Linked DNA regions of Homo sapiens: region 2 is linked to region 1. Evidence: chromatin contacts called from ENCODE Hi-C or POLR2A ChIA-PET data. All regions are on one chromosome and are shown on one strand. The core of a region is the stretch at or near the end of the contact, and the rest is flanking DNA. Distances in the headings are between cores, read along the strand shown. Region 1 overlaps RCOR1 (REST corepressor 1). Region 2 overlaps CDC42BPB (CDC42 binding protein kinase beta).

What was found. Hi-C counts contacts between places; a loop is a spot of excess contacts on that map. ChIA-PET counts read pairs that join two places held with the same protein, here RNA polymerase II (POLR2A). Pooled maps may share reads with other maps.
Region 2: a loop to region 1 is called in a pooled map, with 3 times the contacts of the local background. The contact joins two enhancer-like sites. A Hi-C loop is called at or near these places in 2 of 50 pooled maps. POLR2A ChIA-PET finds 5 or more read pairs at or near these places in 2 of 52 experiments (activated T-cell and activated naive CD4-positive, alpha-beta T cell).

The regions. Positions count from the first base shown.
Region 1 is chr14:102,610,039-102,613,080 of GRCh38, forward strand. All of the region lies in intron 2 of RCOR1 (REST corepressor 1), which reads left to right. Among named protein-coding and RNA genes, the nearest start is that of RCOR1, 19 kb to the left of the region's middle. RefSeq lists an enhancer at 1,411-1,490. Within about 2 kb of position 1,358, at least 3 of the 41 ENCODE cell types and tissues checked have a DNase peak (open chromatin) inside an H3K27ac peak, as active enhancers do.
Region 2 is chr14:102,984,272-102,987,510 of GRCh38, forward strand. CDC42BPB (CDC42 binding protein kinase beta) reads right to left here. Exons shown (of 37, transcript NM_006035.4): 6 at 2,216-2,309. Among named protein-coding and RNA genes, the nearest start is that of AMN, 63 kb to the left of the region's middle. RefSeq lists enhancers at 2,171-2,805, 2,806-3,239. Within about 2 kb of position 1,576, at least 2 of the 41 ENCODE cell types and tissues checked have a DNase peak (open chromatin) inside an H3K27ac peak, as active enhancers do.

The DNA of each region.
Region 1 (3,042 bases), core at 108-2,607:
AGAATCGCTTGAACCCTGGAGGTGGAGGTTGCAGTGAGCCGAGATTGCGCCATTGCGCTCCAGCCTGGGCAACAAGAGCGAAACTCCATCTCAAAAAAAAAAAAAAGAGAAATCGTCCTTTAAGTCAAGCCTTAAAACGTAGGAATTACCTAGTTAATTTGAATATTAATATTATATGATATATAAGCTGTACATGTTATAAAAATTATTTTGAAAAGTTTAATCTTTAAAATTTTAGTTTAGATTTTCCTTGTAGTTATCTAGAGCTGTGCTGTCCAATAGTGTAGCCACTAGCTACATATAACTATTGAAATTTAAATTAATTAAAATTAAATAAAATTAAAAATTCAGTCCTTCTGTTACACTAGGCACATTTTAGATATTCAGCCATCATATATAGCTAGTAGGTGCCATATTGGACAGCTCAGAATAGAGTATTTTTATCCTCCCAGCAAGTTCAGTTGGGTGGCAATGATCTAGACATTTTGATGAAATGAAAGCTTCATTATTATTGCTATTATTATTATTATTTTTGTGTGTGTGTGACAGAGTGTCGCTCTGTTCCCCAGGCTGGAGTGCAGTGGCGCCATCTCAGCTTACTGCAAGCTCGCCCACCCGCGTTCACACCATTCTCCTGCCTTAGCCTCCTGAGTAGCTGGGACTGTAGGCGCCCACCACCACGCCCGGCTAATTTTTTAGTAGAGACGAGGTTTCACCGTATTAGCCAGGATGGTCTCAATCTCCTGACCTCATGATCCACCCGCCTCAGCCTCCCAAAGTGCAGGGATTACAGGCGTGAGCCACCGTGCCCAGCCCAAAAGCTTCGTTATTATTAATTTTTATAATTCAGACGTTTTGCCTCTTTTGTCAAGTGCATGAAATTTGAGATGGGTACAGCTGAGAAATGTATGATGGCTGTGTGCTGAATTCCTCTAGGGGTGTATTTGTTTAAATATTGCCAATAAGGTGTTCAAAATAAGGTTATTTGAAAGAGCAAGTTGAAATGGAAAGCTTAGGAGAGCTTAGTTTTTTGTTTGTTTGTTTTTTTGAGATGGAGTTTCGCTCTTGTTGCCCAGACTGGAGTGGAATGGTGTGATCTTGGCTCACTGCAGCCTCCGCCCCCACACCATTCAGGCGATTCTCCTGTCTCAGCCTCCTGAGTAGCTGTGATTACAGGTGCTCACCACCACGCCTGGCTAATTTTTTGTATTGTTAGTAGAGATAGGGTTTCACCATGTTGGCCAGGCTGGTCTCTCCTGACCTCTGGTGATCCTCCCACTTTGGCCTCCCAAAGTGTAGGGATTACAGGCATGAGCCACCATGCCCGGCCTCAGCCTATAGTTCTTTTAATGCCCTTGTCTACTAATTCTATCATCTGTGTCATTTCTGGGTCAGTTTCAGTTGCTTGATTCTTTTTTTTCTTCCTCTTTTTGGGTTGTCTTTTCCACCTACTTTGCTTATCTGTTGATTTTTGGATGCCAGACATCATGAATTTTACTTTGTTGGAGGCTGGATATTTTTGTATTTCTATAAATATTCTTGAGTTTTGTTCTGAGATGTGGTTAAAATACTTAAAAATAGTTTGATGAAGTCTTGCTTTTAAGCTCTGTTAGGTGAGATCAAAACCATTTTAGTGTAGGGCTAAGTATTTCCCACTATTGAGTCAAAATCCTTTTGGGGATTCTGTGTGATAGCCCATGGACTATGTGGTTTTCCACTCTGGCTGTGAGGAACTGGCACTCTTCCTGTTCCCATGTGAGCCTTGTGGATTGTTCCATTTGATTCTTTTGGGTATTTTATTTATATTTTTAGAGAAGGTGTCTTGCTCTGTCACTCAGGCTGGAGTGCAGTTTTGTGATCATAGCTCCTTGCAGCCTCAAACTCCTGGGCTCAAGCCATGCACCCCATATAGCTGGGGCTATACCATGCCTGGTTATTTTTATTGTTTTAGAGATAGGGTCTCACTGTGTTGCCCAGGCTGGCCTTGAAGACTCCAGGGTTCAAGCGATCATCCCTCCTCAGCCTCCCCAGTAGCTGGGATTACAGGATTTTGCCATCACATCTGGCTAAGGGGGTGTGGAACCAGGGACAAAGACCAAATACATATTTCATAATATACTACACAAGGTAAATCTGGTTCATGTCACTCTACCTTGACTGGAAGCATAAGTATAGATTTTGCCATGTTGCCCAGGCTGGTCTTGAGCTCCTAGCCTCAAGCGGTCCCCTCTTCCCAAACCTTGGCCTCCCAAAGGTGCTAGGATTGCAGGCATGAGCCACTGCACTTCCTGAGTAGCTGGGATTACAGGTGCGCGCCACCACGCCCGCTAATTTGTTTTGGATTTTTAGTAGAGACGGGGTTTTGGGCCAGGCTGGTCTTGAACTCCTGCTCTTAAGCGATCTGCCCGCCTCAGCCTCCCAAAGTGCTGGGATTACAGGTGTGAGCCACCACGCCCGGTCTGATTTTTGTATTTTTTGTAGGGATGGGGGTTTCCCCATGTTACCCAGGCTGCTCTTGAACTCCTGGCTTCAAGCAATCCACCTGCTTCGGCCTCCCAAAGTGGTGGGATTTCAGGAGTAAGCCACTGCACCCAGCCTTGTTCATTTCAATATTCCTGATGAAGTACTCCATCTGATCTCATTTGCTCTTAGAAATCTGCTTGCTGGTTACCCTGTGCAGTGGCTCACACTTGTAATCCCAGCACTTTGGGAGACTGAGGTAGGAGGATTGCTTGATGCCAGGAGCTAGAGATCAGCTTGGGCAACATAGCAAGACCTTGTCTCTACGTGCACCTGTAGTCCTGGCTACTTGGGAGGTTGAGATGGGAGGATTGCTTGAACCCATGGGTTTGAGGCTGCTATGAGGTATGATCACACCACTGCATTTTAGCCTGAGAGACAGGAGACAGTATCTCTTAGCAAAAAAAAAAAAAAAGAAAAAACAAATCTGACTACCGTATTGATGATTCTAGTCCAGAATTTTCCAAAGGAGTATAGGTGGTTTTTTTGGTTGTTGTTGTTGTTTGTTTTGTTTTTTGAGAT
Region 2 (3,239 bases), core at 326-2,825, 370 kb after region 1:
TTTCTGATTTTCATGTGCAGCACGCAGGGAGTCTTGTGTAGGGTCTGTTTTTAGAATAAAGACTCCAGTGGGGCACAAGAGGCTGCATTTCTAATAAGCTTCTGGGGGTACTAAGGCTGCTCACCTGCAGCCGACCCTGTGGTCTTCCTCATGGGAACATGCAGAAGTTGGTCCAGGCATTAGCCGGGTGCTCAGGCATTCCCTGGACAGCGCACCAGGAGGCTAAGACCGCTCCTACCCCCGCAAGGGAGAAAACAGCTCCCCTGCTATCTACATCAGCAGGCAGGTGCCAGAGTACAGTGACACCTCTGCAGAAAGCTGCGAGGGCACGGGCCACCTCAGAGCAAGCGGGAGGAGCCTGGTGAAGCTGAGAAATCATCCAAGCAGAGAGAACGATGGAGAGTATAGGGCCATCCTGACGGGCTGAGTCTCTAAGACTGAGGCTCAGGCAGGAACTGGAGACAACAACCACAGGCCTGTCTGGGGAAGGCCAGGCTCTCCCGAGGGTCCCCTCTGGGAAGAGAGACACAGGGTCCAAGCAGCACCCCAGAGCCAGTGGTGTGAGAACTGCTCAGGCTGAATGGATCAGCAGAGAACTCCACCTCTATCACTTCCCTGCACGAGTGCGTGGCCAGCCCACAGGAGCTCCTACAGACAGCGGGACCACTGGGGTGTTGGGCGGTGACTCCACGATGAACAACTACTGTGACGGGGTGGAGTGGAGGTGAGGAGGGTAACCCATGCTCTGGTTAAACCATGACGGGGTGGTGTGGAGGTGAGGAGGGTAACCCATGCTCTGGTTATACCATGACGGGGTGGTGTGGAGGTGAGGAGGGTAACCCATGTTCTGGTTATACCGTGACAGGGTGGTGTGGAGGTCAGGAGGGTAACCCATGCTCTGGTTATACTGTGACAGGGTGGTGTGGAGGTGTGGAGGGTAACCCATGCTCTGGTTAAACCATGACGGGGTGGTGTGGAGGTGAGGAGGGTAACCCATGTTCTGGTTATACCATGACGGGGTGGTATGGAGGTGAGGAGGGTAACCCATGTTCTGGTTATACCGTGACAGGGTGGTGTGGAGGTGAGGAGGGTAACCCATGCTCTTGTTATACCGTGACAGGGTGGTGTGGAGGTCAGGAGGGTAACCCATGCTCTGGTTATACTGTGACAGGGTGGTGTGGAGGTGTGGAGGGTAACCCATGTTCTGGTTCAGACCTGTTCTAGTCACTGGAAGACTGGAGTGGAGGACAGCACCCGCCTACCAATTAATCAATATGTGGTCAAGACTATTAAAAACAAGAGACTGGCTTTGTGGAATGAAAATGAGCAAACTGCTTTATTTCTTATAAAACGCTGTCAACTGAAGCCAGTCACATGGGTGCTTCCACTACTGCTTGAAAATCCGCCAGTAGGCAAGAAAGGGATTGCTCTCTCGGAAAACTATTTGATGTTAGACCTTATGATAAGTGTAGGTTTCAAAAAAGAAAAGACTCCAAACATGTAAGAACAAAACTGCAACAGTGGCCACAGACGCAGTGAAAGCAGTTTGCTGCAAGCAGCTGCCAACAGGGTGTGAGCAGAGCTGGGACTGCCCCCATCAGGCTACTCGGCCATGACGCTGGTCTGACTGCGGGGTGGAGACCACAGGGCCTGTGGCCTGAGCCTGGGTCTCCTGGTGATAGCCGATCCGGGGGCAACCTCCTGTTCTTTCCCTGCTGGCGGGAGTGTCAGCTGGCCCCGTAACACTGAGCACCTAGGACTCTATTTCTAGGTCTACAACACCCATAGAGAGGAAACCCCTAGCAGGAAGTTACCTGCCCCAACACAAGTGAGAAAGTACAGTTACATGGTTAATGCCTGCCCACCCGACCAGCCTGGACAGGGCCCTTTAAGGAAGAAGCAGGGAGCGCCCTCGATCTGCTACAGGGCTGGCATGCTTTTAGCCACCTTGGGATTGAGGAAACCTGACAACTCCCATTCTGGAAGGCACACATATTACTTTTGTAAACATAAAAAGCAATAAAGATGCTTTCCAACTTAATTTTTATTTGGGAAACAAAACTCCCCAAACAGAAAATTTCAACTATCTCCAAAATGGATTCATTTTCTGAATTAATATACTTGGTTTCTTAATTGTACCTCAAATTGAAAACTTCCCTTCTGACTATATGCCAAACCCAAAACCAAATGGAAAATCTCCAACAAAAATACCTACAGTGCCATCATCATTCATCTTCAAACATGATCCAAAGTCAGCCAGGCGGATATGACCATTCACGTCCAAAAGGACATTGTCAGGTTTAATGTCTCTGTTTGTAAAATAAACACACAAATTAACCATCTCCATGCAACACATTAGGTAGATCAAAGCCCTTAACTAGTGGTGATCAGATGAATAAATGCTAATATCCTCTTGTGAACAGCTGTCACCATCCAGTACAAATGCCTCTGTGTGACATTCAGCTGGCATGGTGGCAGCCGAAGTCGTATCACTGCCCCTCGTTTAGTCCCCAGTTACCCTGGCGAGGCCCTGTGACGATTCCTACTCGTCTGCCCACCCAGCTAACGAGCCCCTCCTGAGCATCTCCTTGGTGCCAGGCACTGCTCTCCAGCCCACCCACCTATGCACGTGACAACGCTGCCCCTGCCTTCATGAAGCCTGCACACGAGCTGAGGTCTTGCAAACACAAATAGGCACTGCTGTCTCAGGCAGGCTCACACGGTGCAAGCTCTGTGCTGAGTACCACGGAAAACAGGAATGGGACAAAGGGACAGAGGGACACGTGTGGAGGAAGCTGGCTGGGGGCTGCCACACAAAGAGACGGCAGTGGCCAGACGAGGTCCAGGAGGCAGGTGGCGATCTGGGGGAAGACTGCTGCAAACCGCCCCATACCCCCAAAACTGCACTTTATAGATGAAGACATGGAAGCTGAGCCAACTGCCCACAGTTACAGAGCAGCACGTGCTGGAGCAGGAACATAAACACAGGTCTGTCCCACTAACGCCTGTTTCTAAACTACTTTCTGTGCGCTCTCAAACACATGTGCGGGTGCAGGGCACCTCAGAGCATGAATGCTTTTTTCTGGCACAATAAGCTTACATGACTCAACAGTATGAATGCAAACAAACTTTAAAAACAAAGACAGACATTCAGCAAAAGACAAGTACAAGCATGTTCCCAGCGGCACCACTTCTAACAGCCAAAAGGCAGAAACAATCTAAATCTCTGCCTCCAAGAG